Linked DNA regions of Homo sapiens: region 1 is linked to region 2. A link is an interaction called in ENCODE POLR2A ChIA-PET data of the cell type or tissue named here. Cell type or tissue: PC-9. All regions are shown on one strand. Each heading gives the region's core, and the rest is flanking DNA. Links, peaks and the distances in the headings are about the cores only.

Region 1 (6,020 bases), core at 583-5,582, 290 kb before region 2:
AGCAATCCACCCGTTGTGGCCTACCAACGTGTTGGGATTACAGGCATGAGCCACCGCGCATGGCCAATTGGAAGGTTTTAACTCTGACAAAGAGAAGAAAGAGAGAGGCAGTCAGCAGGAACTGTATTTCTCCACGTCTAGCTTGCTTGATCTCAACGACCTTTTTTTTTTTTTTTTAATAATACAGACCATAGTCACAAGAGTGATGTATTTTCAATCTCTCATTTTCAGGAAGAGGAAACTCTTACAAGCAGAATGTATTATATGTAAGTGTAAGCTTCACACAGCCAAAAGTGTATCTGGACAACACTCTATACATAAGCAGTGTTGAAAACACCCTGCAATGTAACTAACGGATAGGCTTGAGTGCCCTGAGCCTTCCTTGGGTTGTTTGGGTTACAGCTAAACTAGCCTCTGCCTACGCCCTTTTACAAAGCAAAGATTCCTTTTACAATGCAAACAACCATTCCCTAGCTTTTCTGTCTTAAAGATCAAAAGTCTGCACAATTTGGCCAGGCGCGGTGGCTCACGCCTGTAATCCCAGCAATTTGGGAGGCCGAGGCGGGAGGATCACCTGAGGTCAGGAGTTCATGACCAGCCTCAACATGGAGAAACCCCGTCTCTACTATAAAAATACAAAATTAGCCGGGCATGGTGGTGCATGCCTGTAATCCCAGCTACTCGGGAGGCTGAGGCAGGAGAATTGCTTGAACCTGGAAGGCGGAGGTTGCGGTGAGCCAAGATCGCGCCATTGCACTCCAGCCTGGGCAACGAGAGCGAAACTCCGTCTCAAAAAAAAAAAAAAAGAAAAAACACCAAAAGTCTGCACATTTTATTTTCTGAAAGTAAGAAAGACATATAAAAACAATTCACAGCTGGGTGCGGTTGCTGGTGCCTGTAATCCCATCACTTTGGGAGGCCAAGGCGGGCAGATCACCTGAGTCAGGAGTTTGAGACCAGCCTGCCCAACAAGGTGAAACCCCGTCTCTCCTAAAACTACAAAAATTAGCCCGGTATAGTGACACGCGCCTGTAGTCCCAGCTACTGGGGAGGCTGACGCAGGAGAATAGCTTGAACTCGGGAGGCAGAGGTTGCAGTGAGCCGAGATTGCACCACTGCACTACAGCCTGGGGAACAGAGTGAGACTCCGTCTCAAAAAACAAAACAAAACAAAAAAAACACATTCATTCAATCTAGCAAATATGCCTTGTCCGTTTCACTACCCCTAACATCACTGCTGCTACCACCACCACCACCATCACCACTCCAGAGACTCACAACCCCTTCTACTTCCAGGGTTGGAATAGGCTCTGGCCAACTCCATTTCCACCGCCACCACCACCACTACCCTTGAGAATGGGCTCAACTCCAGGGGGATACAAAATCCCTTCCCCATCCCCTTAGATCCATTATTCATTCATCCCATATTTATTTATTTATTTATTTATTTATTTATTTATTTTTGAGATGGAGTCTCGCCCTGTCACCTACTCTCGCTACTATGTGTTAGGCACTCTTCTATTAATAGGTGCTGAGGATACAGTAATTGAACTCAGCAGACAGAGTTCCTAGTCTCATTAAGCTTACCTTCTAGTGGGAGGAAACAAGAAATAAATGAATAGATGAGGCTGGGCATGGCAGCTCACACCTGCAATCCCAGCACTTTGGGAGGCTGAAGCACAAGGATCACTTGAGCCCAAGAGTTTGAGACCAGCCTGGGCAACATGGTGAGACCCCATCTCTACAAAAAAAAATTATTTAAAAACTTATGAAAAAATGATGAGCCAGGTGCAGTGTCTCATGCCTATAATCCCAGCACTTTGGCAGGAGGATTGCTTGAGCTCAGGAGTTTGAGACCAGCCTGGTCAACATAGCGAGACCTCATCTCGACTAAAAAATTTTAAAAATTAGCCAAGTGTGGTGCTGTGCACCTGTGGTTCCAGCTTACTCAGGAGGCTGAGGCAGGAGGATCACTTGAGCCCAGGAGGGCAAGGTTGCAGTGAGCCGTGATTGCACCACTGCACTCCAGCCTGGGTGACAGACCGAGACACTGTCTCAAAAAAAAACAAAACAAAAAAAAGAATAAGCTGGGCATGGTGGCTCATGCCTGTAATCCCAGCACTTTGGGAGGCCAAAGCTGGTGGATTGCAAGGTCAGGAGTTCAAGACGAGCCTGGCCAACATGGTGAAACCCCATCTCTACTAAAAATACGAAAATTAGCCGGGTGTGTGTAATCCCAGCTACTCAGCAGGCTGAGGCAGGATAATTGCTTGAACCCTGGAGGCGGAGGTTGCAGTGAGCTGAGATCCTGCCACTGCACTCCAGCCTGGGTGACAAAGCAAGGCTCCATCTCGGGAAAAAAAAAAAAGAATAGATGAGAAGATAGTTGATGATAAGTGCTATGATGACAATTAGAACCCAGGATCGATAGGAAGTGACTGGGGTAGAAACCTAGGTATGGCTGTCAAGAAAGGTCCCTATAAGGAAGTGCTATGTACATGCAGACCTGAATGACAAGGAGTCAGCCATGCAAAGAATCTGGGTAAAGAGCATTTCAGAGGGAACAGCTAATGCAAAAGCCCTAAGGCAATAGCAAGCTCACGGTGCTTAAGAAACAGAAAGTCAGTGAGGCTGAAGCCCATGTGTTGAAGGAAGAAAGTATAAGATGAGGTCAGAAAGGGAGGCATGCCCTAGCTAGTGGAGAAGCTCTTAGGCCAGGGAAAGGAGTTTGGATTTCATTGAAAGTGTAATGAGAAGCCTTTGGAAGGTGTTAAGCTCAGAAGTGGCACGATCTGATTTATGGTTTTAAAGGATCATGGTAGCTGCTGAGTGGAGAATAAATTGTGGGATCAAGGGATGCAAGGGAAACCACTTAGAAAGCTATTATAGTGGTCCAGGTGGAAACAGTGGCTTGGACAAGGATGGTGATAGAGGGCGGGGCTGCTGAGAAGTGGAAGGACTCAGGAAATGTTTTGGAGTTGGAGTACCCTAATGACCTGCCTTGGCTCTCTCTGCATGGTTTATGCATATCAAATAATTATCAACAATCGACAAATATTTATTGAGTTCCTACCACGTCCCAGGCGCTGTGCTACGCACTGGAAGTTACAGCCCAGAGGAGAAGGCCCACTCCACCTCCTTCTGCCCTACTGCCATAGGAGCTCTAGTTTGAGGAAGCTACTGCCCATCCCAACCTCACCCCATTTGCAGGGCGAGAGGCACACCCATTACCCCACCCTACCCACCCCTGCACTCTATTCCAATGCCGATCTGGAACTGATGGGGTGGGGGCAGTATTTACAGTTGGAGAATTGATGCCATAAAAAGAAGAGTCCAAAGTCCTCTTAAAGGTCTCAGAGCAAAGACCAGGAGAGCCCAAAGCTTCCAGAGTGGAGAGGGAGTACAGCTAGGGCCATGAGGATGAGGCAACTCTTGGTGCCCACACCACTGCTAGTCCTTCTCTGGGTTTCCAGAGCCCAGACTTCCTCAGTCTTCACTATCCCATTCCGCCAGCACCTATTCCCTCGTCCCCACCTTAGTAAATGTCTGGGTCTTGTATGCCCTCTGGTGGCACAATCATGGTACTGCAGCCCATAGTTAGTTCCCAACTTTTCGCTACTCAATCTATAGTCTTCTCTGGCTCACGGCTCCTAGGGGCAGTATGGGAAATTCTGGAAATCAGGGAAGGGCTGGAACACTGGTCTCTGGGTGTTGGAGGGATGAGCGCACCCTCCATCTAGTTTTATACGCAATGCCAGATTCGTCTTTTATGAGTTGAATTAACCATGTTTGAGCACCTACTGTGAACTGATCCCAGTCACCAACCCGCTGACCCAAGCTCAGATGACTGGCCACTCCTACCAAAAGCTTAGAGTCTGGAGCTGGGGGGTGTGAAGAAGCAAGAGCGGTTTAGAATTCATTCTGCTTTCAGCAGCAGTGTCAGAAGCCCGAACTTGACCCTCCTATCATTCCTGCTGCCTAATTTCTCTTTGTTCCTGCCTGTTTTTTACGCCTTATACTCTTGCCTTTCTATCAGTTCTGTGAGCAAGTTATTCACTATCCTTCCAACAAATGTCATTTCTGCTCCCATTAGTTGGAGTCTGTTTCTGTTTTTACAATCAAGATGACTGGTATGTGTTGGGCAATTCATCAAGCCTTTCTGGGCCTTAGTTTCCCCCTTAGTAAAAAAGGGAGGATAGCAATGACTTCCATGCACAAGGCCATTTTTATTAAACAAGTGTATTAGTTCTCTATTGCTGCGTAACAAATTACCACACATTTAGCAGCCTAAAGCAACACACGTTTACTGTTTCATAGTTTCTGCCTATCAGGAGACTGAGCATAGCTCAGTGGGGTCCTCTACTTCAAGGTCTCACAAAGCTACAAGCAAGATGTTAGCTGAGGCTTCAGTCTCATCTATGGTTGGAATAAGGAAGGATCCAATTCCAAGCTCATGTGGTCGTTGATAGGATTCAGTTCCATATGGGCTGGGCTGCTGGACTGAGGGCCTCAGGCACCTTTCCCTTAGGCCTCTGCCACATGGCAGCATGTCTTCATCCAAGCCAGCAAGAAGAGATTCCGCTAGCAAACAGAAGTCAATGGTCTCTTATAGCCTCATTATAGAAGTGCCGTCCATCACCTTCTGATGGATCAGAAGTAAGTCTCTAGGCCAGCCCACAGTCAAGGGGAGGGGATTACTCAAGGGCATGAATACCAAGACGTGGGGATCATTTGTGGCCATCTCAGGTTTGCCTGTCACAATGTGGTAGCTGTTAGTCATCTTTCAAGGACTCCTCAAAATGCCACTTCCTTCTTGAGGGCTTTTTAAATTCTTCCCCCACCCAAACCCATCAAAGTTAACCCCTCTTACAAATGATGAAACTTGAAAGTGTGCTGGATATTAGATGGAATTATGTTTAATTGTGTTAGGGAAGGGTAATGTTATTTTTTTATTTTTTTATTTTTTTTTGAGACGGAGTCTCGCACTGTCACCCAGCTGAAGTTCAGTGGCAGGATCTCAGGTTCGCTGCAACCTCCATCTCCCGGGTTCAAGTGATTCTCCTGCCTCGGCCTCCTGAGTAGCTGGGATTACAGGCGCGTGCCACCAAGACCGGCTAATTTTTGTATTTTTAGTAGAGACAGGGTTTCACCATGTTGGTCAGGCTGTTCTTGAATTCCTGACCGCATGATCCGCCCGCCTGGGCCTCCCAAAGTGCTGGGATTACAGGCGTGAGCCACCGTGCCCGGCCGGGTAATGTTATTTTGACACTAAGAAATTCCCCCTAATTTTAACATTTATTTATTTATTTAAATTGACAAATAAAAATTATATATATGTACGTAAATTGTGTACAACATGTTTTGAAATATGTATACATTGTGAAATGGTTAAATCAAGCTAATTAACATATGCATCACTTCACATGCTTATCTTTTTTTTTTGGTGGTGAGAACACCTAAAATCTACTCTTTTAGCAATTTCAAGTATAAGATGCATTGCTATTAACTCTATTCACCACGTTGTGCAATAGATGTCTTGAACTTATTCCTCTCATCTAACAGATTTTGTATCCTTTGGCCAACTTCATTTCGGCCCAATCCTCCCACTCCCCAGCCTCCGGTAACTGCCATTCTACTTTTTCTACAAGTTCAACTTTCTAAGATTCCACGTATAAATGAGATCATGGCCAGGTGCAATAGCTCATGCCTGTAATCCCAGCACTTTGGGAGGCTAAGGCGGGCGGATCATGAGGTCAGGAGTTCGAGACCAGCCTGGCCAACACAGTGAAACCCCGTCTCTACTAAAAATACAAAAATTAGCCGGGTGTGGTGGCATGCACCTGTAGTACCAGCTGCTTGGGAGGCTGAGGCAGGAGAATCATTTGAACCCAGGAGGTGGAGGTTGCAGTGAGCCAAGACCACACCATTGCACTCCAGCCTAGGTGACAGAGAGATTCCGTCTCAAAAAAAAAAAGAGATCACATGGCATTTGTCTTTCTGTGCTGGGCTCATTTCACTTA
Region 2 (6,020 bases), core at 316-5,315:
TCGCGCCACTGCATTCCAGCCTGGGCGACAGAGTGAGACTCCATCTCAAAAAAAAAAAAAAAAAAATGTAAACACAGATTTAAGATAAAATGCAAACTTGAATTTCAGTCATAGCACCAATTTTTTTTTAATTTAAAATGCAAACTGCCATGCTTCTTAGATTTAAATTAGCTAATAAGTTATTTTCAGGTGCTCCCTGTCATGGTCATGTTCTTTCTAATCTGAAGACCCTTCTCTAAAGACTCAGACATTAGAGTTCTGGTTCTTATTAACTCACATTTTCCATTTACCCCTCCAGATCTTCCTTTACCCTTCTTCATCCTGCATTTGCTCCTGGAAGGCTGACCTTTATAGACAGCAGTAATGCCCTCTGGCTTCCAGCTAGCTTTAGCTAATAGGAAGTGTTTGGCCACAGACTGGAAGATAGAGGAGAGAAGGTTGGAATGTTGATTCCCCTACTCCCTCTCTGCTGGGCCACTTCTTTTTTTTTTTTTTTTTTTTTGAGATGGAGTTTCGTTCTTGTTGCCCAGGCTGGAGTGCAGTGGCACGACCTCGGCTCACTGCAACCTCTGCCTCCCAGGTTCAAACAATTCTCCTGCCTCAGCCTCCTGAGTAACTGGGATTATAGGCAACCGCCACCATTACCAGCTAAAAGAGTGATCTTTTTAAAATGCAAATTTTGCCAGCGCGGTGGCTCACGCCTGTAATCCCAGCACTTTGGGAGGCCAAGGCGGCTGGATCATGAGGTCAGGAGATCGAGACCATCCTGGCCAACATGGTGAAACCCCCGTCTCTACTAAAAATACAAAAAACTAGCTGGGCGTGGTGGTGCATCCCTGTAATCCCAGCTACTCGGGAGGTTGAGGCACGAGAATCGCTTGAACCCAGGAGGAGGAGCTTGCAGTGAGCCAAGATTGCGCCACTGCACTCCTGGTGACAGAGCGAGACTCCATCTATAAATAAAATAAAATCCAAATTTGATCAGACTACTCCTCCAAGCTAAAACCTAATTAAATTAATTTATTCCACTAAAATGACTGCCTGTGTCTCTAGAAAGATATCAAAATCCTTAACATGGTACAATGCCTATTAGTATTTGCAGGGGCTTAATAAATATTTGTGGAAGGGAGAGAGTCAGGTTTGGATCTGGGAGGAACTGCCTTGTGCCTTCTTGTGTTGATTCACCTTGTTTAAATCTCAGAGCACCTCTTCATTTCCAACTCCATGGAAGTACCTAATGGTAGCCTCTGTTTACTCAAGACCACACAGCTGGTGAATAGGAACCAAGCAGAATATATAGCCCTATTGTTTTTAACTGTAGAATCACAGTTAAGTGAGAAGCAATCAGTTTAAAAGTGACAACCACTGGCATGATGTTTGATCCTCCCCAGACACCCCACCAATAGTTTCTAGGCCTTGGTACAATCTTTCAAAGATAAAGGAAATACTCCTCCCGTCTCAACAAAGAAGTCCCTTCATCTTTGGACAATTCTAAGTTATTGAAAATCAGACAATTTAAAGACTACTCCATCCTAGTCAATTTATTGAAATATATAGAGAGGGAAAGGGGGCAGAGAGAGCGAGAAACCTATATCCTCCTTTCTGTAGTGGTCCTAAGGTGCTTTGGGCCAGCTGCTTCCAAGAGAAGGAGAAGGTGGGTGACTTTGTCTTCAGCCTATTTAAGGAAGAGATCTGCAATATCTATTCTCAAAGATTCTGCAAGATACTATAGACTAGCCAGGGACTAGAACAAGGATGGGATGTGTGTGGAGGAAATGGGATTAATCCCAGATCAAATGTTGGGTAGAATCCCAGCTGCTGCAGCTGCTGGGGGCTTAACCAGCTGTTCCCTGGGCAGCTGCAATGTTCACCCCAGGCCTGGTTCTTAGGGTGACAGCTCTATCTCAGCTTGTGGCCTTCAGCTCCAAGCTAAGCCAAGGCACTGCTGAACGGATGGCTGGAAAGCAAAAGAGAATAGCAGAGAAGAAGTACCCAGTTCAAAGGACTTCTGTTTGGACATCATATGGTTTGAAATCAGACAACTGTGTTCTTAGGTTTTGCAGTCCCAAGGAGAGATGTTAAGACACCGTTTAGGTTTCTGAGAGAAGCAAAGCCAGGGCTGGTGGTATCACCTTCAATTCTGTTCAGTTCCTATTCTATCCTATCCTGCTCCAATTTCTCTACACTGCTCCCACCATCTGCTCCCATAACACACTCCGTGTGGGAGTGGGAGCATTTCCTTCTTGTGATTGAAACTAGAGCAAGGACATTCAAATGCTCAACCGAGGACCAATCTACACAGGGATAAGGGCTATCTAAAAAGTCCTATCCGACCAAGTGTGGTAGCTCACACCTGTAATCCCAACACTTTGGGATGCTGAGGCAGGTGGATCACCTGAGGTCAGGAGTTTGAGACCAGCCTGACCAACATGGTGAAACTCCGTCTCTACTAAAAATACAAAATTAGCCGGGCGTGATGGCACATGCCTGTAATCCCAGCTACTTGGGAGGCTGAGGCAGGAGAATTGCTTGAACCCAGGAGGCAGAGGTTGCAGTGAGCTGAGATCACGCCATTGCACTCCAGCCTGGGCAACAAGGGCAAAAAGACTCCATCGAAAAAAATAATAATAAATAAGTAGATAAATAAATAAATAAATAAGGCTTATCCAATTGCCAGTTTCCCCGAATAGCTGGGATTATAGGCGCTTGCCACCACGCCTAGCTAATTTTTGTATTTTTTCAGTAGAGACAGAGTTTCACCATGTTGGTCAGGCTGGTCTCAAACTCCCGACCTCCGTGACACGTCTGCCTCAGCTTCCCAAAGTGTTGGGATTACAGGAGTGAGCCACCGCACCCAACCATGTTTTTTTGTCTTTCGTTGTTGTTGTTGTTGTTGTTTTGTTTGTTTGTTTTGAGACAGAGTTTCGCTCTTGTTGCTCAGGCTGGAGTGCAATGGCACGATCTCAGCTCACCGCAAACTTCGCCTCTGGGTTCAAGCAATTCTCCTGCCTCAGCCTCCCGAATACCTGGGATTACAGGCATGTGCCACCGCACCCAGCGAATTTTGTACTTTTAGTAGAGAGGGGGTTTCTCCATGTTGGTCAGGCTGGTCTTGAACTTCCTACCTCAGGTGATCCGCCCACCTCGGCCTCCCAAAGTGCTGGGATTACAGGCATAAGCCACCATGCCCGGCCTCAGTTTCCCTTTTAAAATGCAAGTTTGATTATTCCTCTCAGCAGGATTATTCCCTTGCTTCAAATATTACAATTGCTTTTCATCTTTAGGACAATATTCAAAATCCTTAAAGCAGGCTGGGTGCACTACATCACACCTATAATCCCAGTGCTTTGGGAGGCCAAGGTGGGAGGATTGCTTCAGTCCAATAATTCAAGACCAGCTTAGGCAACATAGTGAGACCCCATCTCTACAAAAAGAAAAACAAAGTTAGTTCATGCCTGTAGTCCTAGCTACAAGTTATTCAGCAGGCTGAGGCAGGAGGGTGGCTTGAGCTCAGGCATTCCAGGCTTCAGTGAGCTATGGTGGCACCACTGCACTCCAGCCTGGGAAATACAAGACCCAGATCACCTCGCCCTCTAGCTACACTGAACTTGCTGATGCTCCTTTGATGCTCCTCAGATTCATCTTACTCTTGCTCCCCAAATCCAGCCTTTTGCACATGCTGTTCCCTCTTGCACAACTCACACTCATCTTTCAGGTCTCAGTCTAAATGTCACTTGTTACCACATTCAACAACCTCTAACCATTTATGCTTGTCTTGCCAGATGAACTATAAGAGCCATGGGGAGAAGGGATTGTGTCCCTGCCTGCCTCTATTGTCCTATCTCCATCACACAGCACAATAATAGACACATAGTAGGCACTCATGAAATCTTAATGAACTGAAAATAACCTCCTCTCAGGGAGATGCTTATTTGTATACATCCACCAAGTCACATAAAGAGACAACAACAATGACAATGTGCTAATTGGCCACAAAATTCCTTGCAGGGAAATAGACCCTGACCACCTTCTTTCCCGTGATAGCTGCCTCAGTCTTCCAACCAAAGAGGAAAGCTCCCTCCAATATTACACAGACCACAAAAGCACAGTCAAAAATAAACATGTAGGCAAGGCCTGGTGGCTCACGCCTGTAACCCCAACACTTTGGGAGGCCAAGGTGGGAGGATCACTTGAGCTCAAGAGCTTGAGACCAGCCTGGGCAACATAAGAAGACCCCATCCCTTTTTTTTTTTTTTTTTTTTTTGAGATGGAGTTTCGCTCTTGTTGCCCAGGTTGGAGTGCAATGGCACCATCTCGGCTCACCGCAACCTCCGCCTCCCGGGTTCAAGTGATTCTCCTGCCTCAGCTTCCTGAGTAGCCAGGATTACAGGCATGCACCACCATGCCTGGCTAATTTTGTATCTTTAGTAGAGACAGGGTTTCTCCATGTTGGTCAGGCTGGTCTGGAACTCCCGGCTTCAGGTGATCCGCCCGCCTTGACCTCCCAAAGTGCTGGGGTTACAGGCATGAGCCACCATGCCTATGCTTTTTTTAAAAAAAAATAGAATAAAATAAAATAAACGTGTAGGCCAGGTGCAGTGGCTCATGCCTGTAATCCCAGCACTTTGGGGGGCCAAAGTGGGAGAATCACTTGAGGCCAGGAGTTTGAGACCAACCATAAACAACATAGTGAGACCCTGTCTCTACGAAAAATACAAAAATTAGCCAGGTGTGGTGGCATGCACCTATAGTCCTAGCTACTCAGAAGGCTGAGGTGGGAGGATCATTTGAGCCCGGGAGGTCAAGGCTGCAGTGATCCATGACTGTGCCCCTGAACTCTAGCCTGGGCAACATAGTGAGACTCTTTCTCAACAAATAAATAGCTGGGTGCAGTGGCTCACACCTGTAATCCCAGCACTTTGGGAGTCTTAAGCAGGGGGATTGCTTGAGCCCAGGAATTCCAGACCAGCCTGGACAACATAGTGAGACCTCATCTCTACCAAAAAATCAAAAAATAAGGCAGGAGGATCTCTTAAGCCTGAGAGGTTGAGGCTGCAATGAGCCGTGATCATGCCACAGCACTCCCACCTGGGTGATGGGAATGAGACCCTGTCTCAAAATACATAAATAAATAAATAAATAATTTTTTCTGTTTTTCTTTTTTTTTTTTTTTTTTTTAAAGGCCCAGCGAGGTGGCTCACACCTGTAATTCCAGCACTTTGGGAGGCTGAGGTGGGCGGATTACTTGAGGTCAGGAGTTCAAGACCAGCCTGGCCAACATGGTGAAATGCAGTCTGTACTGGCCAGACGCGGTGGTTCACGCCTGTAATCCCAGCACTTTGGGAGGCCGAGTCGGGCGGATCACGAGGTCAGGAGATCCAGACCATCCTGGCTAACACGGTGAAACCACGTTTCTACTAAAAATACAATTAGCCGGGTGTGGTGGCGGGCCCCTGTAGTCCCAGCTACTAGGGAGGCTGAGGCAGGAGAATGGCGTGAACCTGGGAGGTGGAGCTTGCAGTGAGCGGAGATCACACCACTGCACTCCAGCCTGGGGGACAGGGCGAGACTCCGTCTCAAAAAAAAAAAAAAAAAGAAAGAAATGCAGTCTGTACTAAAAATATTAAAAAAAATTAGCGGAATGTGGTGGTGGGAGCCTGTAATCCCATCTACTTAAGAGGCTGAGGCAGGAGAATCACTTGAACCCAGAAGGCCGAGGTTGCAGTGAGCCTAGACCTTGCCACTGCACTCCAGCCTGGGCGATAGAGTGAGACTCCATCTCAAAAATAAATTAATAATTAATTAAATTAAATAACCATGTGAAGTTTCTAGGTCAGAAATACTCATTTTTCAGCCGGGTGCAGTGGCTCATGCCTGTAATCCCAGCGCTTTGGGAGACTGAGGTGGGCGGATCACGTGAGGTCAAGAGTTAGAGACCGGCCTGGCCAACATGGTGAAACCCCATCTCTACTAAAAGTACAAAAATTAGCTGGGCTTGGTGGCAGATGCCTGTAATCCCA

Evidence for each region. ChIA-PET counts read pairs that join two places held together with the same protein. Peaks named below come from ENCODE experiments on the same cell type or tissue, not always from the same donor. Only the 100,000 strongest peaks of a DNase experiment are listed, where the experiment ranks them.
Region 1: POLR2A ChIA-PET joins it to region 2 with 5 read pairs; 2 of 35 experiments call an interaction of 5 or more read pairs at or near these places.

What each region holds. Positions count from the first base shown.
Region 1 is chr12:48,792,454-48,798,473 of GRCh38, forward strand. No RefSeq gene overlaps it. Among named protein-coding and RNA genes, the nearest start is that of ADCY6-DT, 6.3 kb to the left of the region's middle. RefSeq lists a silencer at 3,413-3,707. In PC-9, for the core only: CTCF peaks have their summits at 3,578 (motif pointing left) and 3,782; DNase peaks (open chromatin) are centred at 2,558, 3,518 and 4,698; H3K27ac peaks cover 2,036 bases.
Region 2 is chr12:49,078,139-49,084,158 of GRCh38, forward strand. No RefSeq gene overlaps it. Among named protein-coding and RNA genes, the nearest start is that of DHH-AS1, 11 kb to the right of the region's middle. In PC-9, for the core only: no CTCF peak of the experiment used is centred there; no DNase peak of the experiment used is centred there; H3K27me3 peaks cover 394 bases.